Linked DNA regions of Homo sapiens: regions 2 and 3 are each linked to region 1. A link is an interaction called in ENCODE POLR2A ChIA-PET data of the cell type or tissue named here. Cell type or tissue: Panc1. All regions are shown on one strand. Each heading gives the region's core, and the rest is flanking DNA. Links, peaks and the distances in the headings are about the cores only.

Region 1 (8,164 bases), core at 1,845-6,844:
CCTGCTTTAGTTCTTGACCTCACCAACCGAGGAGGAATTGCTAGATGAGATCCTTCCCCCGGAATTTCTCTCTTGAACCCCAGATGGTCCGTTGCCCCTTTCCAGAAGTTGCTCCAGCCCTGTCCGCTTAGGAAGTTCAGTGTCATCCTTGATCCAGTGGGTAGGGAAGACATTCCATAATGAATGCCCCAGTCTGAGCTTCTTCCTTCAGGCTTCAGGCTGCCCTGCGAGGATTTTGCAGCTCCCTTTTTAATGCCCTCTAGAAGTTTCTGGCTCTTATTTTCAGCCCTTCATCCTACTCTCTCTGACCCCTTCCTCTATCCTGTTTAGTTCACCTGTAGCAGTTACTACCCAGCAGTGAAGGATGAATCTTGGTTTCGTTTCTTTTCTCTTCTTTTCTTTTTTCTCTTCTCTTTTCCCCTTCCCTTCCCTTCCCTCCCTTCACATCACCTCATCTCACCTCACCTTACATAGTCTTGCTCTGTCACCCAAACTGGAGTGCAGTGGCCTGATCTTGGCTCACTGCAACCTCCACCTCTTCCCAGGTTCAAGTGATTCTTATACCTCAGCCTCTTGAGTAGCTGAGACTACAGGTGTGCACTACCACACCCAGCTAATTTTTTGTATTTTTAGTAGAGATAGGGTTTAGCTATGTTGGCCAGGCTGGTCTCGAACTGCTGAACTCAAGCAATCTGCCATCCCCGGCCTCCCAAAGTACTGGGAGTATAGGCATAAGCCACCCATGATGCCCAGCCTGAATCTTGGTTTCTTCCCCATTCATTTAAGCTATTACCTGGGCCTGAACTCAATGGCACCTGGCACCAACTGGCAACTGACTCTTGGTCTTTTATTACCTACCTTCCCTAGCAGGCACTGGGTTGCTCCCTCTTCCTATCCCATGGAGTCCTGTCCTCTGTTGGGGCTCCTACTGATCCTCTTGGCAATATGAAGTTCTCAGCTCAATGGTGGGTGGGCAATGACTGCCAACTCTTGAGGCCAATGAACTCAGGTTACCCCACTCCTCCTCCTCCTGAGTTGCTCACTCACTCCTCATTCACTCAACATTGATTCAGTAGATATTTGCTACCTGCTCTGTGCCAGGTACCAGGTCAGTTGCTGAAGGAGTAACAGTGAACATGACGGAGTCTTTGTCCCCAAGGAGACCCAAGGTGTCTCCTAGAGCCAGGGGCACATTGCAAGACCAAATATATTCAACTTACCAAAATAATCATAGACCTAGTTCTCAAAAAGCAAGAAGACTGATTCCTCGTTGTCATTTCTCCTCCTCAGCATCAATGTTTTAGAGTCTGTGGGCCCCTCCAAGTGTGGAGTATGGTGTTACTTCACCAGAGTTTGAGGAGAAACATTCTTCTTTTGGAAGGCCGGGGAGCATAGATGGATATCAAGGCTGCTGTTTCTAAAAGCGAAACCCACCAAACAACAGTATTAGAATCATCTGTGGTGCTTATTAAAGATACAGATTCCTGGGCCCCATCCCAGACTTATGAATCAGAATCTCTGCCAGAGGAAGCCTGAGAATTTGCATTCTCAGATGATTCTGCATTCTCAGATAACACATTCTTTAGGTGATTCTTACACACACTGGAGTTTGGGAATCGCTGAAGGCTGTTCACTTCTCTTTTCTGAGAAATGATTCATTCATTTCAGAAATATTTGCAGAGGTCCTTATTTATTGGAGATTTGTGGGTGGGCAGAGGAGAAATATCTTGTCCTCACAGAGCTTACAATTTTTATTTTCTTTAGAGGTCACCAGGCTTAAAATGACACTTCCCTAAATTCTGAAAAGAACAGATTTTTAAAACAAGAAGGGACTGTAATGTTTTCTGTTCCTACCTCGTATTTTGTTCACATTAAGAACCTGGGGTGGGAAGTGGAGGAGGGGGGGTGACTGGCGGGGGGCCACAGAGAGCTGAGCTGGGGTGGTCTCGAACTCCTGAACTCAAGCAATCTGCCAGCCTCAGTCTCCCAAAGTGCTGGGATTATAGGCATGAGCCACCCACGATGCCTGGGTGGAACTCAGGGCTCTGGATGCCTGGGCGCCCCCATCTCCCACACTACGGCGCCTCATCCTAGAAGTGGTTAGCACCTTTGAGATGGGAATTATTTAGCAGGATGCTTTTGTGTTTTCATGTAAGTTTTATGCTGCCTGTGGAGGGCACAGCTGTTTCAAAACTAATAACCAAATCCTGGTCTCCGAAGTCTGAAGGCATCCTTTGCCCTGCAGTGCAAAGCACGGGATTCTGGCCTCACACAGGCAGGTCTGAACTCCTGTGTTGCCTCTTGCTGGCTGTGGGACCTGAGGCAAATCATGCAACCTCTCTTTTCTGTTTGCCTAGATGGAAAATAGGTTTACAATACGCCCCCATAGGATGGCTGTGAGAATTAAAGGAAGTCATGGGTGTACAATACCTGGCCCCGAAAGATGCTTAATAATTTAATTCTGACCTTCCTCACTCATTTAGGATTATGTACCAACTTTTAGAAACAATGAAAGATTAGTGAGTCTTCTGTGGTTGGTATAAAAAAAAAATAGAAACATGAAAGAGATGTCCTCCTTGTTCAAGGGCTAATGACCCTGGTGTGCGCTGTCTAGGCCCCCAAGGTCTTCCTTCCCTGCTCACAGCATTTCAGGTTCTCCGCAGCTTTGCTGAGCCTGGGTCAGGTTCGGTATCTGCCCACCATGCTCACTTGCCACAGCTGTGGCCCCATTTCCAAACTTCAGAGACTTAAAGGTGCAGCTAATGATGTGCCCGGCCTGGGGTCACATTCCCTGAGCCCTGCAGACAAGGGAGCAGGAGGCTGAGCTCTTATCTTCCACACCCTGTGCACAGCCTGGGAAGAGTTAAAGCACCCTAGTCCTATGCTGCGAGGGCCACATGCCCTGAGACCTTGGAAAAAATCCTACCTGAATTGAAGAGCATCACTATTTCATCAGGAGGCGCTGCCATTTCATTTTTCACTTCGGTTTTATCTTGAGTGTAAAACAGCTTCGCAAATCACTTTTTCTTGTTTCTGTAATGAGCATATGGTGGCCTCATTCGTGTGATAAATCTGAGCCACCACGATATTTGACTTTTCACAATTTAATTTATCTGAACCCTCTATTCTCTGGCTAAAAAATATCCCTTACTTGGACTTCTTTATTTTATTTTCAATTCCCTTACCAGCACTAGCAGGGGACTCTGTACTCATCTGCTGGCGCTGCCATAACAAAGCACTGCAGCCTGGGGGGCTCAAACCACAGAATTTATTCTCTCACAGTCCTAGAGGCTAGAAGTCCAAGATCAAAGTGTGGGCAGGGTCGGTTTCTCCTGCAGCCTCTCTCCTTGGCTTATAGAGTGCCACCTTCTACCTGTGTCTTCACATCATCACCTCACTGAGCATGTCTGTGTCCAAATCTCCCCTTCTTATAAGACCCCAGTCATACTGGATGAGGATCCACCCATATGAGTTCATTTTACCTTAATTATCTCTTTAAACACCCTGTCTCCAAATACAGTCCCATTCTGAGGAACTGAGAGTAAAGATTCAACATATGAATTTTGGAAGGGACCTAATTCAGCCCACAACACCCTCTTTTGGGATGTTTATTTTCCCCCTTAAGGAGCTAGTTAGGATGTCTTATCTCATGAACATGACTGTGAACAGGAAAACAGGGAGAGAATGAAGCTGGCCAAGGAACAGGGCTGGTGTCAGCTAGCAGTGCTTTTCTGATGTGAGTGGGTCCCACAGGGAGCTTGTTAAAATGCAGATTCTGATTCATTAGGTTCCAGAGGGACCTGAGATTTCCCATTTCTGACAAGTTTCCAGTGTGGGGGCTGATGCTGCTGGTCCACGGACCATACTTTGAGTAGCAAGGAGCTTGATACATAATGGCTGAGTGACTTTCAGACTCCTGCTGTAGAAAAATTATGAGTTGGCTGGGCGTGGTGGCTCACGCCTGTAATCCCAGCACTTTGGGAGGCCGAGGTGGGCAGATCACCTGAGGTCAGGAGTTCGAGACCAGCCTGGCCAACATGGTGAAACACCATCTCTACCAAAAATACAAAAATTAGCCAGGTGTGGTGGCAGGTGCCTGTAATCCCAGCTACTCAGGAGGCTGAGGCAGGAGAATCGCTTGAACCCGGGAGGCAGAGGTTGCAGTGATCTGAGATCGTGCCACTGCACTCCAGCTGGGCAATAGAGCTTGACTCAGTCTCAAAAAAAAAAAAAGAAAAGAAAAAGAAAAATTATGAGTTATATTATCAGCATATGGGGTGCCTTTCAAATTGATAAAATTTCTAATATTAAACCTGTGGATGCCAAATGCTGCTCTCTGATTATGGCAGGAAACGGCACTTGGCAGTACGAAGTTAGCTGTTGGGCTGAGCTGGCTCATCTTGTTGTGCGGTCCTGATTGCCTAAAGATGCCTTCCCAGGATCTTTACTAACAATCCTCCTGAGTCATTTGGACTTTCCCAACCTGTTATCACCTCTCAGATGGGCCAGCCATGGAGGCAGTCAGAGGAGGGCTCTGCAGAGGGAGGGCAGAAACAGGGTGGCCTCTGCATGCCATTAGGAGGTCACATCTCACTGGGGGATGCAGTTTAGGATTTAGTGCCTTGGAGAGAAGGATAGAGTATATTAAAACATGTCTCCGCTAGGCATGGTGGTTTACGCCTATAATCCCAGCACTTTGGGAGGCCGAGGTGAGTGGATTGCCTGAGCTCAGGAGTTCAAGACCAGCCTGGCTAACATGACGAAACCTCATCTCTACTAAAATACAAAAAGTTAGCTGGGAGTGGTGGCGTGCGCCTGTAGTTGCAGCTACTTGGGAGGCTGAGGCATGAGAATCACTTAAGCCCAGAAGACTGAGGTTGCAGTGAGCCGAGATTGCACCACTGCACTCCAGCTTGGGCTACAGAGTGAGACTCTATCTCAAAAACAAAGAAACAAACAACAACAATAACAACAAAAACCAAGTCTCTCCCTCCACTCAAAAATGCAAGGGCCTGTCTCCCATTGCTGGGTGCCCAGGTCTCATGAATGTAGATATGAATTATTCCAGTCAGCCTCAGGAGAATAGAATGAGCCCTCAGATGCCGAAGCACCTTTCAGATTCCACCGGTTTTATCGGCTCATTTAAACTTCACTTCTAACACAGTCCTGCATTACACACGTGTCTGTCGTTATGGGCAGCTGCAGAGAGGGTCTTAATGGTCCTAATGCTCAGTGAGGATGCCCAATGGTCAACAGAACCTGCCATCTTCAGGCCATCAAGGAGCTCTGGAGTTAAGGAAATCATGAGAGCACAGAGGGGCGGGTACAGCAGAGCCCTCGTGGTAATGGGTTTTGAGGTCTAGGCTCTCTTCACTTGGGTTTGAAATAAGTTCAATGACTAGTAATAGCTGAGACACTTCTACCCTTCAAATGAAGTAAATGGGAAAATGGAGCATTGTTGAGTCCAGGGAGCTATAATTTAAACCCCATATATCTAAAAGGGGTAACATTTTTGTGTGTGTGAAATTGGTGTCATTCGCACTGCATCTACAGTTTTCTTTTTCCTTCTCTTCCAGCACCCCTGGCTACATATTTGGGAAACGCATCATACTCTTCCTGTTCCTCATGTCCGTTGCTGGCATATTCAACTATTACCTCATCTTCTTTTTCGGAAGTGACTTTGAAAACTACATAAAGACGATCTCCACCACCATCTCCCCTCTACTTCTCATTCCCTAACTCTCTGCTGAATATGGGGTTGGTGTTCTCATCTAATCAATACCTACAAGTCATCATAATTCAGCTCTTGAGAGCATTCTGCTCTTCTTTAGATGGCTGTAAATCTATTGGCCATCTGGGCTTCACAGCTTGAGTTAACCTTGCTTTTCCGGGAACAAAATGATGTCATGTCAGCTCCGCCCCTTGAACATGACCGTGGCCCCAAATTTGCTATTCCCATGCATTTTGTTTGTTTCTTCACTTATCCTGTTCTCTGAAGATGTTTTGTGACCAGGTTTGTGTTTTCTTAAAATAAAATGCAGAGACATGTTTTAAGCTGATAGTTGAGGGGTTTTGTTAATGGCTTTTGGGGGATTTATCTCTATACCCACAAACGACTAGTTTGTTTTCCTCAAACTAAATGATAATATTAAAAATACACATCCTGGCCAGGTGTGGTGGCTCATACCTGTAATCCCAGCACTTTGGGAGGCCGAGGCAGGTGGATCACTTGAGGTCAGGAATTAAGACCAGCCTGGCCAATATGGTGAAAGCCTGTCTGTACTAAAAATACAAAAATTAGCCAGGTATGCTGGTGGATGCTTATAATCCCAGCTACTTGGGAGGTTGAGGCAGGAGAATTGCTTGAACCCGGGAGGTAGAGGTTGCAGTGAGCCAAGATCATGCCACTGCACTCCAGCTTGGGCAACAGAGTGAGACTCCATCTCAAATTAAAAAAAATACACATCTGGCTTCTGGAAAAATTACTTGAAGATCTTTTATGACATCCATCCCTCTTCACACAGCCATGTGAATTAGGTTGGTATCTTCATATACTAGCATCGTGCCCAGCACTTCCATGTTATACAGTTTAAAATGTTCTGTAATTCCCTGTGGGAACCTAAGATAATGCGAGGACCGTCATACGTGCCCCCAAATATTGGCAAACCAATGAATAAATGAATGAATGAGTTTATGAATCGCTAACTGGCTGTATTTAATGAAGTATGTGTGTTGAGCCATTTCCCACAGTGTGGACAGATTTGTCCCACAATATGGGCCTCTTCCCAAAGGCCCTACCACCTAATGCCATCACACTGGGGATTTGATTTCAACATGTGAATTTGGGGAGAGTGCAAACACTCAGACCATAGCACCATCTCAGTAAATGTCCCACTGGTCACTCAGTTCATAGTGACAGTGATCCAGCCACTGTCATGACAGGTGCCACTTGGCAGAAACAGCACAGCTTGGAAGATGGCGGGGTGTAGTCAAGATTCCAGGATCCCCAACAGAGAAGCCAGCTCTTATAGGGGAGCCATTCATCAGGATTGAACTCTCAATCGAGCTGGACAGTAATAGGTGGGTCTGTGTTATTCCCCAGATGAGTATCATGACAGTCACAATCCTAGGAAGGATGTGAAGCCTCCCCCAGCTCTCCTCCAGTTGCCTGCTTGGGCAGCAGAGATGATGGAATGTGGAGTCTGGCGTGGTCTGAGGCCTGAATCCATGTGCCTCATGTATGATGCTCAGGCAAGAGGATCTCTCAATTCAAGGGAGAGGGCCTGAATGAGCCTTGCTTTCCAGGCCTGTCTGATGGTCCAGGCTGAAGCCCCTCCTGGCTTGCACTGCCAGACCTCATCCAGCAGGAGCTCCTTGGCATTGACTGCTTCAGGATAGTTGCTTCTGCTCTGAGTGCTCTCTAAAGAGCAGTGCTCTACCATCCAAGCTGGGCTTTTCTTTTCTTCTTGCTGATAGGGAAGGCATGGGACATTGCAGGATGGAAGTGGCCCCCAGGCCTTCTCATGCCTGGGCTTGGTTTGGAAGGTGGTCAGGTGATCAATAATCCTGATTGGCCTGGCATTGAGGAGTTTTCCTGGGATGTGGTCCTTTCGGTTTTTTAAAAATTATTTTTATTGATACACATATTTGTAGGTATTTGTGGGGTGCATGTGATACTTTATTATGTGTGTGGATTGTGTAATGATGAAGTCAGGGCATTTAGGGTCTTCATCACCTTGATTATCATTTCTATGTGTTGAGAACATTTCAAGTTCTCAGTTCCAGCTATTTTGAAATAGACAGTCCATTTTGTTAGCTACAGTCACCCAACCCGGCTGTCAGACATTGGAACTTACTCCTATTGAACTGTGTATTTGTACCCATTCACCAAACTCTCTTTGGGCTTTCAGTTTTACAACTGGGATGATCCTGGGAAAACTAAAGTAAATCAGACACCCGACGTGTGAGCTAGGTTATAATATGCCCAGTGGACCCTGGGGACATCTTAGCTTTCAGAGGTCATGCTGTCCAAGCTGACTGTGGGGCTTCCAGAAGGTGGGGAGAGGAAATGATGCAATGGCCCATCAGAGGCACTACTTGGGGCCTGGGGCCAGAGTGCATGTCTAAGGCATTAAGGGGAGGGGAGAGCAGCCTTCATAATTAT
Region 2 (8,164 bases), core at 2,079-7,078, 99 kb before region 1:
TCTAAAACTTCGTAAAAAGCTAAAGGCAGAAAAGAAGAAATTAGCTGCTCTTATGTCTTCCCCGCAAAGCAGAACAGTTCGAAGTGAAAATCTAGAACAGGTGCCCCAGGATGGGTCTCCAAATGATTGTGAATCAATAGAGGACTTGTTAAATGAGCTACCATATCCAATTGATATTGCCAGTGAGTCTGCATGCACCACTGTTCCTGGTGTTTCCCTGTACAGTAGTCAAACTCATGAAGAAATTTTAGCGGAATTATTGTCTCCTACACCTGTTTCAACAGAGCTGTCAGAAAATGGGGAAGGTGACTTTAGGTATTTGGGAATGGGAGATAGTCATATCCCACCACCAGTACCAAGTGAATTCAATGATGTTTCCCAGAACACACATCTGAGACAGGACCATAATTATTGTAGCCCCACCAAGAAAAATCCATGTGAAGTTCAGCCAGACTCTCTGACAAATAATGCCTGCGTTAGAACATTAAACTTGGAGAGTCCGATGAAGACTGATATTTTCGATGAGTTTTTTTCCTCCTCAGCATTAAATGCTTTAGCAAATGACACATTAGACCTACCTCATTTCGATGAATATCTGTTTGAGAATTATTGAATTAATGCTTGTTAACTTTTTTCATATAATATTTATTATTATTAGAAGAACTTACAATGTGTTCAGGTAGTGTTTATACACTGGACTTGTGTAATTACTTGTGTAATAACCATGAACAAAATGCAAGGTTTAACCTTTGGTTCTGCCCATGAAGCATGTAATCTTTCTTACACATTAAAATCACTGAATGTGTTCTCCTTTTTGGTTTCATTTTGTTCTTGTGAGAGTATGAGGATTTCAAAATGTTAAAGATGAAAAGTGGCGTCTAGTTTCTGACAGTTTGTACAGTTGGATGCATTACATTTTTAGATTTGAAGTTTTGGTTATGTTAGTGTTATGAGTGATCTTTGTGGTGGTTTTCTTCCCCTGGAAACCTGTTGCTCGTGGCGCTTTGCCCACGGTGCCCGAGTTCTTGTCCTGTGTCCAGATATGCAGACAAATGAAGGGTGAAGAAGAAGAAGAGGAGCTTTATTTAGTGTTAGAACAGCTCAGAAGGAGACCCACAGTGAGCAGCTCCCCTGTGTCGGCGGGCAGGTCGTCCCTCAAGTGTTCAGCTCTCAGCAGAGAAAAGGCCCTGGAGAGGGTGACTCCTCTCAGCTCTCAGCAGAGAAGCAGCCCTGGAGAAGGTAGCTTCTGTTCGCAGGCAGATTGTCCAGAGGTCCTGCTGCTCTCAGACGGGGCCCTGGAGAGGATAGCTTCTATCCATAGGCAGGTTGTTCTGCCGTCTCTACAGGTCTCTGAAGCTCTTAGCAGAGAGGGTAGCTCCTCCCTGTTGCTGGTCGTCCCACCCTCTGCTCAGTTCTGGCTGAGCCTGGGGCATTTTACGGGCCTCGGGGGAGGAAGTGCATACTTACTGGCCTGGAAAAGGCACCAGTTCCCACTCCTACAGGTGGGACTGGCAGCCTGGCCCTCAGCCTTCAGGCCCTCCCTGTTCATGGCTTCCAGGCTTACCCCCCTGCTTTGATCTGAGAGCTGGTGCCAATAGCAGGGAGAAGCCAAGCTGCAGAGGCAAGCACTTCCGAGCCTGCAAAAGCAGGCCCCCAAAAGTGCAGGGATGCCTGAGTCTGCACCCGCACCCAGGAGGGTGGAGATCTTGCCTGCTCCAAGGCTGCAGCCGGAATGATAGCAGGCTGACTGGAGCACCTGCCACCATCATTAGTTCAAGAGTTTATGCAGATTTAAGTTGTATACGGTATATGAATGTGTGACAGTTTTCCTTATGGTTGTGTGGCCTTCTGTAAGAGCCTACGCCTGTTTGTTACACCGGTAGAGTGCTGTGGAATGTAAACTTTCCCTATGTCACTTATCTCCTTTATCTCTCCATACAGAGGAGGGCAAGAAACCTTGTTACTTGAACTTTAGTAATGTTAAGTGATCAATAAATCTATAAATAAATGATAGCAGAAAAAAGTTACCTGTTTTTGTGATGATGTACAAACTTTACATGTTATCACAAATACCATCTTTCTTCCCAAGACATTTACTTCTGTAACCAAAGTGGGACACCATCTAACAGTTCTGTTTTGGGAGAGAGTAATAACCAGTGCTTGTGAGGCTTGTTAGATGTTGGTTGTGATATATGAGATAGATGTTATTTCATTTAGACCTCAACATTCCTGTGCGTGAGATACTTTTATCACATCTTACAGATAAGGAGACTGTACTCATTCAGTTGTGGAGCTGAGATTGAGTAGAGTGGCTATTACAGCAGTTGAGTGCTGAGCTTATCAATATATGTTCCACTCCTCAGGCTTCATTTAAAGTAGGATGCCCAAACAGCACCACTGCCGTAGAGATTTGAGTTAACAGCAGTACTTACTGAGGTTTAAGGCTGGCAGCCAGTGTCCTTGCAGTAAAATTATTTGCTAGGGACTCAGTACTTCATAATCTATTTGTCAGATTTACTCCTAAGCTTCTGTGTTGTTTTATTTTTTTTCTGACAAAAGTAGTGCATATTGTCAAGGAAAAACTAGGAAAATACCAAAAAAAAAGATTTTTGACCATGCATTTTAATACTTAGTGACTACAAACATTTTCCTATTTTATGCATATAGATTTTAAATAAACGTGAGATCCTATTGTATCTGTTTTAATGGATAAACATTGTTTCACTGTTTTAAGATTCTGAGGTGATTTATACTGTCTTGCCATTGTTAATTGCAGCAGTTAGCCTTGTTGATAAATTTTTGCATGGATCCAAGTTTTGTTTTCCAGGAGTGGAGTTGCTTGGTCAAAGGAAATGCACATTTAAGGTTTTTTGGTGATTGCATGACTGACTTCCCTGGGCCCTCGCCAACACTAGGTAGTAGTATTGGGAGGAAGGGGGGAACCAATCCTGGGTGCTCCAAGATTACTAGTGAGCCTGAACATTTTCTATAACTATTGTCCACTTGAGTTGTTGTTTTGTTTTTTTTTTGGTGGAGGCGGGGGTGGGTTTAAGAATTGCTTATCCTTTGCTTGTACTAATTATCTTTTCAACAAATATTTCTAGATTACTGCTAAGGACCAAGCACTGTTATCAGCCTGAGATAAGGCAGCACACTAGAAGGAAATCCTTGCTCCTTTTGAGTTTGCCTTCCAAACATGGAGATCAATATATAATGTTAGGTAGTAATAGGAGATACATGCAGTTGATTCATGTCATTTGTAGTAGTTATGGTCAATAAAGTTGCCTTGAACACTGAATTAGTATAAACTGAAATACTGTTCCTAGGGGAAATAGGTTCCTGCTAGCCTGTGGTCATGAGATTTTTGTCAAACAATCACTATATAACCTTTTCTGTTTCTGTTTAAAGACATGTTATTTGATCTATATGGTTGATTCTTTACATTAACATGGCCAACAGCACTGTAACTCAGCCTGAACGAAGCTTATCTGACACATGGTGTTCTCCATAAGGCACATCATAGCTTTCTGTGCTTAGGAACACTAGACGGCACTTCAGCACTGCACTTGAGGACGTTTTAAACAGTGAAATCAACAAAAAGCACAAAAAAATGCAACAATAGGCTGGGCAAGGTGGCTCACGCCTGTAATCCCATCACTTAGGGAGGCCGAGGCGGGCGGATCACGAGGTCAGGAGATCAAGACCATCCTGGCTAACACGGTGAAACCCCGTCTCTACTAAAAATACAAAGAATTAGCCGGGCGAGGTGGCAGGCGCCTGTAGTCCCAGCTACTCGGGAGGCTGAGGCAAGAGAATGGTGTGAACCTGGGAGGCGGAGCTTGAAGTGAGCCGAGATTGCGCCACTGCACTCCAGCCTGGGCGACAGAGCGAGACTGCGTCTCAAAAAAAAAAAAAAAGGAACAATAACAAAGACACTAGTCCCCCAAAAATACACTTGTTTACAGTGTGAACTGAAAGAGGAAGGTGGAGTATTGACTTGTTTGACCTCAGCTGGAAATGTGCACGTCCTGTGACTCAAATTTTTCTCTGTTCTGTGCATGCATGTCCACGAATAACCACAAGAAGCACTGAAAGCATTGATTTTTAGGGTTACAAATTAATTTTAGCAAGTAAATGAATTCACAAATACGGAATCTGTGAGTAATGAGGACTGATTCTTTTTTTTTTTGGAGATGGAGTTTCACTCTTGTAGCCTAGGCTGGAGTGCAATGGCATGATCTCGGCTCACTGCAACCTCCGCCTCCCGGGTTCAGCCTCCACCTCCCGGGTTCAAGCGATTCTCCTGCCTCAGCCTCCCGAATAGCTGGGATTACAGGCTTGCACCACCATGCCCGGCTAATTTTTGTATTTTTAGTACAGACGGGGTTTCACCATGTTGGCCAGGCTAGCCTCGAACTCCTGACCTCAGGCAATCCACCCACCTCAGCCTCTCAAAGTGCTGGGATTACAGGCGTGAGCCACCGCGCCCGGCCGAGGACTGATTCTTATGTCAGATGGCACTAAATGCTATGGAGAAGAGGAGTGGATGAGAGGGAGAAGTATTTTAGACCAGGTAGACTTGGAAGGTTTCTTGGAGGTGGGTGATGTTTGAGAAGAGGCTTCAATAAAGTTAGGGAGCTCGCCATGTGATTGCAGGAAGAGCGTTCCAGGAGAACAAAAGTCATGAAGAGTGAGTGCTAGGCATGTGTCTGGTCTGTTTGGGCTGCTATAACAAAATACCTTAGACTGGGTAAAATGTATAAATAATAGAAGTGTATTGCTTATAGTTCTAGAAGCTGGGAAGTCCAAGATCAAGGTATCAGCACATTCTGGTGAAAGCTGCTCTGCTTCATGGCTGGTTCTCTCACTGTCCTCACATGGCATAAGAGGGGCACAGAGCCCTCAACCGTCTCTCCAGTGGCCCCATCTCTTAGTACTGTTGGATTGGGGATTTAGACTTCACTAATTTTGGGGGGACACAAACATTGAGACCACAGCAGCATGACTGAGGATAAGCAAGAGGCCAGTGTGGTTGAGCAGAGTGATCAGTGAAGGAGAGTTAGGACATGAGTAAAGAGGCTAGCAGACACCAGATCTCATATGGCTTTGTAGGCCATAGTGAGGACTTTGTTTAAGCTGAGAATAATAGATAACCTCAGGAAAGTTTCAGGCAAGAGGGTAACATGATCTGATCTGGGTTTTAAAAGGATCACTGAAGTGGGGAGACTGTCTACAGATGGTCTGAATAGGAGTCCTAGTCTATTACAATCTCCTTGGAGTTTAGGGTGGTAACTGGAGGTGTTCAAGAGTAGTTGGATTACTGTTGGATTTCAAAAGTAGAGCCAACACGATATGTGCATTGGCTGTGAGGTAGAAGAGGAGTCAAAATGAACTCCAGGTTTTATTGACTGAGCAATTGTGCCATTTCCTGAGATGGGTCAGATTTGGGAAGGAAAGAATTTAAAGGGGATAAGATAATCCCATTAGGAGTGTGTTAAGTGTGAGATTCCTATTAGACTTTCGAGTGGAGATGATTTAATAGGAAGATAGATCTGCAACACTGGAGCTCAGCGGAGAGGGACACCCTGGAGATAGCCGTTTGGGAATTAGGAATGTGTGGATCATGTTATAGGATGGGGTCATTTAGGGACTTAAAACAGCTCTGAAGAACAAAAATGGTGCCTTGATCTTGGACTTCCTGGTTTATAGAACTGTGAGCAATATATATATATTTTTTTCAAGACAGAGTCTTGCTCCGTCATCCAGGCTGGAGTGCAGTCGCACCATCTCGGCTCACTGCAACCTCCACTTCCTGGTTCAAGCAATTCTGGTGCCTAAGCCTCCCAAGTGGTTGGGACTATAGGTGTATGACACCATGCCCGACTAATTTTTGTATTTTTTTGTAGAGACAGGGTTTTGCCATGTTGGCCAGGCTGGTCTCAAACTCCTGACCTCAAGTGATCTGCCTGCCTTGGCCTCCCAAAGTGCTTGGATTATAGGCGTGAGCCACCATGCCCAGACTAAATTTCTAACATTTATAAATTATCCAGTCTAAGATATTTTGTGATAGCAGCCCAAGCAGACCAAGGCAAAGGCCAAGCACACTTGCTCCTCCTGACTTTTGCTCTTCCTGGAATGTTCTTCCTTTAGTCACATGGTTGCCTGCCTAGCTTCATTCAATAGGAGTGTGGTGCCCTGAAAATACAAGGAAGAATGCTTTTCTTTTTTTTAAAAGGAAGGGATGATTATCTGTCAGATGCTGCTGAAAAAGAGTAATAGAGTAATTGGCCACTGGCTCTGGCAATAGGGAAGTTAGCTCTGCTAACTCCACATGAACAGTTTCACATGAACAAGTGTGAGTGGGCTCAAGAGAAGGGATGGTGAGAAAGTGGAGCTATGGACTCACTCTTGAAACATTTTCTGGTGCCTCGTAGGGCAATGTGAGGTCAAGGTTTTTGTTACTGTTCTGAAGATGGGAGAGGCTGACACATGGATGTTGTAGGTGAGAGAAGGGGCGCTTGCGGGGGCAAACTTCTCCAGGGATGGGATTCCAGTGTCTAAGAGGAGGCGGTGTGACCCTAAGAGCTAGAAAAATTATTTTATTAATAGGAAAGACAAAGTACTTAGGCTCAGATGCTAAGAGATTTGCTGATAAAAGAATGAGAACGGTCTCTTCTGATTATTTTCTTGGGGAAATAAATAGATCATCAGCTGAGGGTGTGAGGGGAGAAGGAGTTGAACATGGAGGAAGACAGGTGTGAAATATTGGTCTCAGAATGGAGAGCGAATTGAATAGGGACATGCAGTGGGCTTGCTAAGCTGTGCGGAGAGCCCGTGGGAAGTTTATGGTCATCAATTTAATGGCGACCAGCCAAGATGGTGGTTTATTTTTCTCCAGTTGTATTTAACTGCTCAGGTGCAGGACAGAGAGACTAAGTGTGAAGTTAATTTCAGCCAACGTAGAGGAATTGTCAGGCAGATGGGACAAGGAGATAGAGGAGAAAAGGAATAAGGCTTCCTGCAAGGGTAATGATTGTAGGGATGGATAAGTAAGGAACACAGGAAGTGGCTGTCTGCTGAGTGGTGGCAGAGCTCAGTGGGTCAGAGCAAGGTTCAAAGAATGGCAGAGAGGCACTTGTGGAGGAAGTAAGCTGGCTAGAAAGTAGTGTGCTTGAAATTAAGCTTCTGGAGATAGCAAGGTTACAGGTGATGACAAAGTCTGAGTATGACAAGGAAACTGCAGGGCCAGAGTTGGCAAGAATTCATGAAAAATGAGGAGAAAGAGGCACCAAGAGGCTGGGATAGCACATGGATTGTCTCTGTGTGAGGCAAAGTCATCTAAATGGCAGCAGTGGCCCTAGCAGAAAGAAATATACAGTGAGCCGGAGCAAAAATCCTCAAGGACAGGCAGAACGCCATGAAAACGGCAGATGACAGCCAAAGGAGCAGGGGCAGGGGCTCAGTCCAAAGTGTTTCAGAGTCACTGGAGGGTTGAGTGGGAAGGGGAGGGAGTGGCTGAAATGGCAACAAGGAAGAACCTCTCTCATCTCCAGGCCCAAAAGTATGTGGAATGCGGGAGATAAGACAGCCACCACTGGCCAGGGCTGTAAAGGGACATTCAGCGAATATTCAGGTTCCATTTAGCACGACAGCAGGGAAGGGACTGTTGGCAGAAAAAAACTGGGGCAGTGGGATTAAAGACAGACCACACATTCCAAAAGGCACCGTGGGAGGGTCAGGGGGCGAGGTTAGGTCTAGGCTTCAGTGTCCTGGGAGACTCAGTCTTCACAGGGTGACAGCGATCAAGAGTGCAGCTTAGGCTGGGTGCAGTGGCTCATGCCTGTAGTCCCAGCACTTTGGGAGGCCGAGACGGGAGGATTGCTTGAAGCCAGGAGTTTGAGACCAGTCTGACCAACATGGCAAAACCCCATCTCTACTAAAAATACAAAAATCAACTGGGCATGGTGGCGTGTGCCTGTAGTCCCAGCTACTTGAGAGGCTGAGGCAAGAGAATCACTTGAACCTGGGAAGCAGAGGTTGCAGTGAGCTGAGATCGTGCCACTGCACTCCAACCTGGGCAACAGAGTGAGACCCTGTCTCAAAAACAACAACAACAAAAAAGAAAAGAGTACAACTTATGAAGGGGTCTCCTGGGGAGAGGGTT
Region 3 (8,164 bases), core at 2,079-7,078, 350 kb before region 1:
GTGGTGGCACATGCCTGTAGTCCCAGCTACTTGCGGGGCTGAGGTGGGAGAATTGCTTGAGCCCAGGAGGTCGAGGCTGCAGTGAGGCGAGATCGCACCACTGCACTCCAACCTGGGTGACAAAGTGAGACCCTATTTCAAAAACAAAAAACAAACAAACAAACAAAAACTGCTTATTGTGTACCTAGGATGGCTGAATGATGGAAAAGGAAAACAAAGCCACAGCCCTCCTGGAACATATATTCTATTGAGGAAGACAGAAAATAAACAGTTAAATAGGTACATTTATAATATAATGTAGGTAGTGATACATATATAGAAAGAAAGGCAGGGTAAAGAAACTGGGAATGAGAGTGTTTCTTTAGGTTGGGAGGTAAGAGAGGTCCTATTAAGGACATAACATTTGGACAAGGACCTGACTTTCAGAAAAATCTCCTGAACTGAGGGGATGAGCCATGTCAATATCTGGGGAGAGAAAAAAAAAAGGCCTTGAAATGATAAATGCTTGATGTCTGGGGAATACCAATGAGGCCATCAGTGAAGAGGAAACAGTGAGGGGAAAGAGGTAGGAAGTGAGCTCTGAGAGGTAGCCAGCAGGGTCACACTTTGAAAGCAGGGACATGACATGATTTCAAGAGGCTTTCCATCTTAATTACTATGTTCTCTGTATATTTTAGCTGGTCAAAGTCTCTGTAAAAGGTGGTCACCCAGAATTGCCTCCAGTATTCCAGGTGGGGCCTAACTGGCACAGAGTAAAGCAGGACCACCCCCTCCTTTATTCTGGACATTATATTTCTATTAATACATTCTGAGGCCTCCCGTCACATTTTAGAAAGTCATTTATTGAGTTTGCTGTTTTCTTTTGCATACTGCACTTTGTTGTTTTTTTTTTTTTTTTTGAGACGGAGTCTTGCTCTGTCACCCAGGCTGCAGTGCGGTGGTGCAATCTCGGCTAATCGCAACCTCTGCCTCCTGGGTTCAAGTGATTCTCCTGCCTCAGCCTCCCGAGTAGCTGGGATTACAGGTGCATGCCACCATGCCCAGCTAATTTTTTTGTATTTTTAGTAGAGATTGGGCGGGGGGGTGTCACCATGTTGGCCAGGCTGGTCTCGAACTCCTGACCTCAGGTGATCCGCCCACCTCGGTCTCCCAAAGTGCTGGGATTACAGGCGTGAGCCACTGCATGGGCGCATATTGCATTCTTAAGCCATACTTTCCATGCAGGTTTCTTCCACAACCTCACCCTCTTGTCCCCTGGCCTAAGACCTACTGACATCAAGAAGCTTCAGGAAACCTCATCCTATAAATCAAGTGGTGGCCTACTCATAGGAAAGTCCTTACAGATACTTTTTTTTTTAAAGAGATGGGTCCTCACTATGTTGCCCAGGCTGGACTCAAACAATCCTCCCGCCTCAGCCTCCCAAGTAGCTTGGACTATATATATAAGCCACTGGACCTGGCTCAGATACGTTTATGTATTTGCCTCATTCTGATGTCATTTAAATATGCCATGTTCCAAACATCATGAACTTGTTTAGTGAGCTTTTAGGGGCCAGAATGTGGAATGCTATCCTATTAAACTCTATCTTATTAAACTTGACACATTGCTCCAGTCTTTTAAGATGTTTTTGGCCTCTGGTTCTAGCATCTTAATGTATAAGCTATTCCTCTTATCTGTGTGTCAACAACAGATTTCACCAGCATATGACTTATAACAATATTGTACTGAGTGAGGCTTAAGATAGGGCCCCGTGGTAAGCCTATAAAGAACCCCGTCGAAGTTGAAATGGATCCATTACCAAGACTTTTGGGAAATGATTGTTCAACCAGCTAGCTGCAAATCAATCTAATTGTACCATGATCTACCCTACATCTCTCCATTAGCTAATCAAGAAGAACACTGTAAAATATTTTTGTCTAATGTCTTACTGAAATTTATATGCACCGCCTTGACCTTCTGCTCAACCATGCTGTCAAAGAAATTAAGTTCCACTTAAACTTTGAAGTTCCTATTTTCTTTCGTGCTGCTCTTTTACCAACTCTAGACATTTCCTCCCATTCTGGGGCTTGCGTAACTGCAGACACTAGCCATACCTGGAAGCATGCTTCCTTCTTTTCTACTGCAACTGTGCAATACACTTTTGTTTTCCTAAATGTATTATACATATAACTGGTAAACTGAGTCAACTGGGATCATCTGAATCATGTTTATTTTTATTTATTTATTTTTTTTTTGAGATGGAGTCTCGCTCTGTCACCCAGGCTGGAGTGCAGTGGCGCAATCTCGGCTCACTGCAAGCTCTGCCTCCCGGGTTCACACCATTCTCCTGCTTCAGCCTCCCAAGTAGCTGGGACTACAGGTACCTGCCACCGCGCCTGGCTAATTTTTTGTATTTTTTAGTAGAGACGGGGTTTCACCATATTAGCCAGGATGGTCTCGATCTCCTGACCTCGTGATCCGCCCACCTCAGCCACCCAAAGTGCTGGGATTACAGGCGTGAGCCACCGCGCCTGGCCTTGAATCATGTTTTAAATATACAATGAACTGCTCAATCATTCAATCAATAAAGTTATTGATCACCCCCTCCATAAGTCTAATATTTCCAAAATGAAAAATCTTTTTGTAATACAAATGTAATACTTTCTAACATGAATTTTTGTTTACCTAGGCTGAATTTTCTCAAAACATGATATGGTTTGGCTCTGTGTCCCCATCCAAATCTCATCTCGAATTGCAGTCCCCATGTGTCAGGGGAGGGACCCAGTAGGAGGTGACTGGATCACGGGGCCAGTTTCCTTTATGGTGTTCTTGTGATAGTGAGTTCTCACAAGATCTGATGGTTTAAAAGTGTGGCACTTTCCCCCCAACCCCCTGCCTTGCTCTCTCTATCTCTCTCCTGCCACCATGTAAGACATGCCTTGCAAGCTTCCCGTTCCACCACAATTTTAAGTTTCCTGAGGCCTCCTCAGCCATGCAGAACTGTGAGTCAACTCTTTTCCTTAAAAATTACCCAGTCTCAGGTACTTTTATTAATATACAGCATTGTGAGAACGGACTAATACAGATGATTAAATAATAGTAATATTCTTTTTTTAAAAAATAATTTCAACTTTTATTTTAGATTCAGAGGGCACATATGCAGGCTTGTTACATGAGTATATTGTGTGACACTGAGGTTTGAGGTTCAATTAATCCCATCACTGAGGTTCTGAGCATAGTACCTAATAGGTAGTTTTTCAGCCCTTGACTCCCTCCCTTTTTCCTCCCTCCCTTTCTCCTCCCTCCCTTTCTTCTTCCTCTGGTAGTCTCCAGTGTCTGCTGTTTCCATCTTTACGTCCACGTGTACTCAATGTTTAGCTCACACTTATAAGTGAGAAAATGCAGGATTTGGTTTTCTGTTCCTGCATTAATTCACTTGGGCTAACAGCTTCCAGCTGCATCCATGTTGCTGCAAAGGACATGATTTCGTTCTTTTTTATGGCTGGGCAGTATTTCATGGTGTATGTGTACCACATGGTCTTTATCTAACCCACCACTGATGGACCCCTAGATTGATTCCATGTCTTTGCTATTGTGAATAGTGCTGCAGTGAACATATGAGCACACGCGTCTTTTTGGTGGAAACATTTGTTTTCTTTTGGGTATGTACCAAGTAATGGGACTGCTGGGTCAAATGGTAGTTCTAAGTTCTCTGAGGCATCTCCAAACTGCTTTCCACAGTGGCTGGACTAATTTATGTTCCCATCAACAATGTATAAGCATTACATTTTCTCTACAGCCTCAACAGCATCTGTTATTATTTTTTTGACTTTTTAATAATAGCCATTCTGACTAGAGTGAGATGGTATCTCCCTGTGGTTTAAATTTGCATTTCTCTGAGTAGTGATGTGGAACATTTTTTCATGTCTGTTGGCTGCTTGTATGTCTTCTTTTGAGAAGTGTCTGTTCATGTCCTTTGCCCACTTTTTAATGGGGTTAATTATTGTTTACTCATTGAAATGTTTAAGTTCCCTATAGAGTCTGGATGTTAGCCCCTGTCAGATGCACAGCTTGTGAAGATTTTCTCCCATTCTGTAGTTTGTTTGTTTACTCTGTTGATAGTTTTTCTGTGCAGAAGCTCTTTAAATAATACTAACATTCTTGAGCAGTTCTCTAATGACCCCTTTACACTCTTAAAAATAGTTGAGAACCCCAGAGAGTTTTTGCTTATACAGGATATATCCATCAATATTTACAGTAATAGAAATTAAATCAGAAAATTATTTATTAATTCATTTAAAATAATAACAACAAACCCGTAATATATCAACATAATCAATATTTTATGAAAGATATATTTTCCAAAACAAAAAAGTTAGTGAGAAGAGTGGCATTGTTTTACACTTTTAGATGTCCTGAATGTCTGGCTTAGTAGGACACAGCTAGATCCTCATGTCTGTTTCTGCATTTAAGCTGTGGTGATGCACATGGCATATGCCTTCTGGAAAACTCCACTGTACACTCCTAAGAGAATGACAATGAAAGATGCAAACAATGTCTTGGTGTTATTATGAAAATAGTTTTGATCTGTGGGCCCCCTGAAAGAGTTTTGAGGACCTCAGAGTAGACACTGTTTAAATAATAAAATATACCTATTTTTGGCTTTGAATGTCAGAAAGCTCAGAGCTACATTTAGCAACCACTTCAGGCCTGGTATTATAGTCCTTTGCAGCTTTGCTCAACTGCAGTCTGTTTGCGACTTGCCCTTTACTTCTTTTTTTGGTGTTTACAGCTCTTGGCCATACTTTTTCTGTGTTTTTATTAGACCTTGCTTCAAATCCTTTGGAAAGCAGGTTGGGTGTTTGACAATATAGGTAATTGTGCACATATGCTTATACACATATATTTCAACACAAGTTTAAAATTATACTTTGATTTCATGTTCAATATCCACCTAGCAAACACACCTCAACAGGATGAAAATATATATGATAGTCACACAAAAAATTAAGACACTCCTCAGATTGTCTGAATGCACTTTTTACACAAAGCCCAGAGGATAGGGGTTACATTGCAAGAAATCTACTATATAAAAAGATTGGCTGGGCGCGGTGGCTCATGCCTGTAATCCTAGCACTTTGGGAGGCTGCGATGGGTGGATCACTTGAGGTCAGGAGTTCGAGACCAGCCTGGCCAACATGGTGAAACCTTGTCTCTACTAAAAATACAAAAATTACCCGGGTGTGGTGGCACATGCCTGTAATCCCAGCTACTGGGGAGGCTGAGGCAGAAGAATTGCTTGGACCTGGGAGGCGGAGGTTGCAGTGAGCCAAGATCGTGCCATTGCACTCCAGCCTGGGCGAAAAAGCGAGACTCCATCCTCCCACCTCAAAAAAAAAAAAAAAAATTCAGCTCCACCTGGGCATGGTGGCTCACGCCTGTAATCCTGGCACTTTGGGAGGCCGAGAAGGGCGGATCACTTGAGGTCAGGAGTTCTAGACCAGCCTGGCCAACATGGTGAAACCCCGTTTCTACTAAAAATACAAAAATTAGCCAGGGCTGGTGGTGGGCACCTGTAATCCCAGCTACTCGGGAGGCTGAGGCAGGAGAATTGCTTGAACCTGGAGGTGGAGGTTGTGGTGAGCCGAGATCACGCCACTGCACTCCAGCCAAACAGCAAGACTCTGTCTCCAAAAAAAAAATACAGCTCCATAATAGACAATTTATCATCCTGGAAGTTAAGCAAATAATCAAAATCTATACAGTGTTTGAACTGTTTCTCAAGCCCCCTACTTAGACATTGCCATTTTTCTGTATCAGTAACTAATTTGATGCCTATAATATACATTTGAAATGTCTGACCTCCACTCTTCTCTCTTCTTTCCTGGAGAACTGTCCGGTCATTCATGAGGATGAGTGTCCCCAGATGTGCCTGTCTCAGGGCACCCTCTCCTGGGCACACCTGATTGGATCAAGCTGTGCACCTGACCCAGGCTGGGACAACCAAATTCCCTCTCCCAGGAATCTGGTATTGGACTGAGGACAGCCACTCACCTTTGGCTAATCTCTTTAGGAGAGAAGATGTAGATGTGATAGTTGTTGAGGGATTATCCTCTGCCCAGCTACTCACAGAGAAGAAAGTGGATTGCAGAGGGAGACACGAAGCAGAGAAGAAAGCTGGAGAAGGTGGACTGTCTAGGTTCCTAGCAGCTTCTCGGGCTACCTTGAGGCCATCTGCCCTTGGACTTCATGAGATACTGCTATACTCTTCTATGTCCCTTAATGCTTACGTCAGCTCAAGTTGATTACTTCCAACCAAAAGGACTTAACTCAGACAAGGACAAAGCCAAGACCATCAGTGAGGTTTTTTTCTTTATAACCAGGTCCCTTACAGCATCCTGGGGAGCACTGTAGGTCCTAAATACACATTATTCACATTATTCACTCTCCAAAGGCTTCCATTAGGCAAAAACATCTTCTCATCCAAGGCCAACTAGATTAGGAAATGGCATTTCTTATGGCTTTCCATCCCCAGAGGGCAAATGCACAGATGACTGCAGTTAGCAATTGACTCTGTGGGTTAGTATTTGCTGAGGGCACACACCCTGAGACTTGAATGACAGAAATCCCCAGGTGCCAAGGAGGAGACTGGCAATTATGCCTCCAATCACCTCCCTGTTCTGCCGCCCTCTAAATCAGCACTCCCCACCGCGGTGACCCTCAATGACTGGCAAGACGACCCATTTTTAAAGGGCCAATTTTTAACAGCTGGAAACAATAAACGTCGTGGGAGGTGAAGATGCTGGGAGGACTGATTTCTCCTTCGCTGTTTTCAAAAGTCAAAAGATGCTGGGTGTAATGGCAACAGCCACAGAAAGTTAGCACAACTCCTGCCACGGAGCAGCTGTGTGATGGTGGCTTCCCCAGTCCCCCTCCCTGGGCCTCGGTTCTTACAGCTGCAAAATGAGGAGGTAGAATGAGATGCTCTTTAATATCCCTTTCATCTTCAACTTTCTACAATTCTTGTAAGCTGGAAAGATGTACACAGAACTTCATCTTGATTTTATTACTTGTAGTCCATCTTCTTGTGACAGAGCCAGCGGCAGCTTGTGCATGTGAAAGTAAGTTGTTCACTCTCTCTCTGAGATGATTTAAGAGGTTGTGAAAACCCAAAGTACCTCCTTCAGTGTTCTGCCATAGCCAGGCCTGAAGCTCCCCTGCCCCAGAGCCAGACCTGGGATCCAGGTATCATTTATCTACGTCAAAAGGCAAACATGTACATTGTACATTGTTTTCCCAGAGCATATTAGCCTGGACTTGCCTCTGGAGTCCCTAGGAATGATACTAGGCCTGGGATCCAGCAGAGGCCAGGAAAGGTCTCAGGCACAGGGTACTGTGGTGGCAGACAGGCCTGGGCAGTAAGTAGTGTGTGCAGGGTAGCCCGTGAGTGGCAAGAAGCTCCAAAGTGGGGGACAGCCCTGAGCCAACTGCGTGCAGTAGGGAACAGGGCTGTCAGCTCCAGCACTGCACTTTTGCTTCATTTTGCTCACCAGATCCTCTTGCTCCTCTTCAGGGTGCCCAGCAGGAAGGGTCTCTAACTATCTTCCAGGGCCCACTCCACAATATAAGGAAAGCCTGACATTAGGCCCCAGTAGGAGTAGGAATTCCTTAGCAGCCGCCTTGGCCCTAGCTTCTGCCTTCTAGGCTGTCATGACAAAAAGACTAGGGATAGTTGGCCATGCTGGAGAAAATGGCCATTCTGTTGTGAATGAAGCAGCTGCCTGGAACCACTGAAGCCCCTCTCCTGTGGCCCTTCCTTTGTAGAAGCTGTTGAGTGGAGCTGGCTTCCTTCTTCAATTGGTTGGCACCCTGAGGAGCCATAGATCCACTGTCCCCATGCCCCAAAGGAAGGCTTGGGTGTTGTGTGGTATAGTAAGCCTTTTGGTGGCTTCAGTTCTTACCCTAAAAAAAAAGGAGAAGGGATAACACGAGGAGACCCTCCTAGAGCTCCTATGGGATATTTAATTATCAATATGGCAGCTACACTAGGTTTAGAAATAAATGAACTATCAGATAGCACCCTAAGGTATTATCCCACCACATGGGCTCTTAAACACCGATTTTCTCTGTACTCTATTGGAACATGTGTAGACATTTGATTTGAAAACCAGGCTTCCCACTGAC

Evidence for each region. Peaks named below come from ENCODE experiments on the same cell type or tissue, not always from the same donor. Only the 100,000 strongest peaks of a DNase experiment are listed, where the experiment ranks them.
Region 2: POLR2A ChIA-PET joins it to region 1 with 6 read pairs; 4 of 35 experiments call an interaction of 5 or more read pairs at or near these places.
Region 3: POLR2A ChIA-PET joins it to region 1 with 5 read pairs; 2 of 35 experiments call an interaction of 5 or more read pairs at or near these places.

The regions. Positions count from the first base shown.
Region 1 is chr13:30,758,368-30,766,531 of GRCh38, forward strand. ALOX5AP (arachidonate 5-lipoxygenase activating protein) reads left to right here. Exons shown (of 5, transcript NM_001629.4): 5 at 5,577-6,059. The coding sequence ends at 5,739. Among named protein-coding and RNA genes, the nearest start is that of ALOX5AP, 27 kb to the left of the region's middle. In Panc1, for the core only: no CTCF peak of the experiment used is centred there; no DNase peak of the experiment used is centred there; H3K27ac peaks cover 2,615 bases.
Region 2 is chr13:30,658,744-30,666,907 of GRCh38, forward strand. It overlaps USPL1 (ubiquitin specific peptidase like 1), which reads left to right. Exons shown (of 9, transcript NM_005800.5): 9 at 1-2,023. The coding sequence ends at 613. Among named protein-coding and RNA genes, the nearest start is that of TRN-GTT2-4, 11 kb to the right of the region's middle. RefSeq lists enhancers at 559-1,318, 1,059-1,178. In Panc1, for the core only: no CTCF peak of the experiment used is centred there; no DNase peak of the experiment used is centred there.
Region 3 is chr13:30,412,004-30,420,167 of GRCh38, forward strand. LINC01058 (long intergenic non-protein coding RNA 1058) reads right to left here. Exons shown (of 2, transcript NR_125771.1): 2 at 7,436-7,942. Among named protein-coding and RNA genes, the nearest start is that of LINC01058, 6.2 kb to the right of the region's middle. In Panc1, for the core only: no CTCF peak of the experiment used is centred there; no DNase peak of the experiment used is centred there.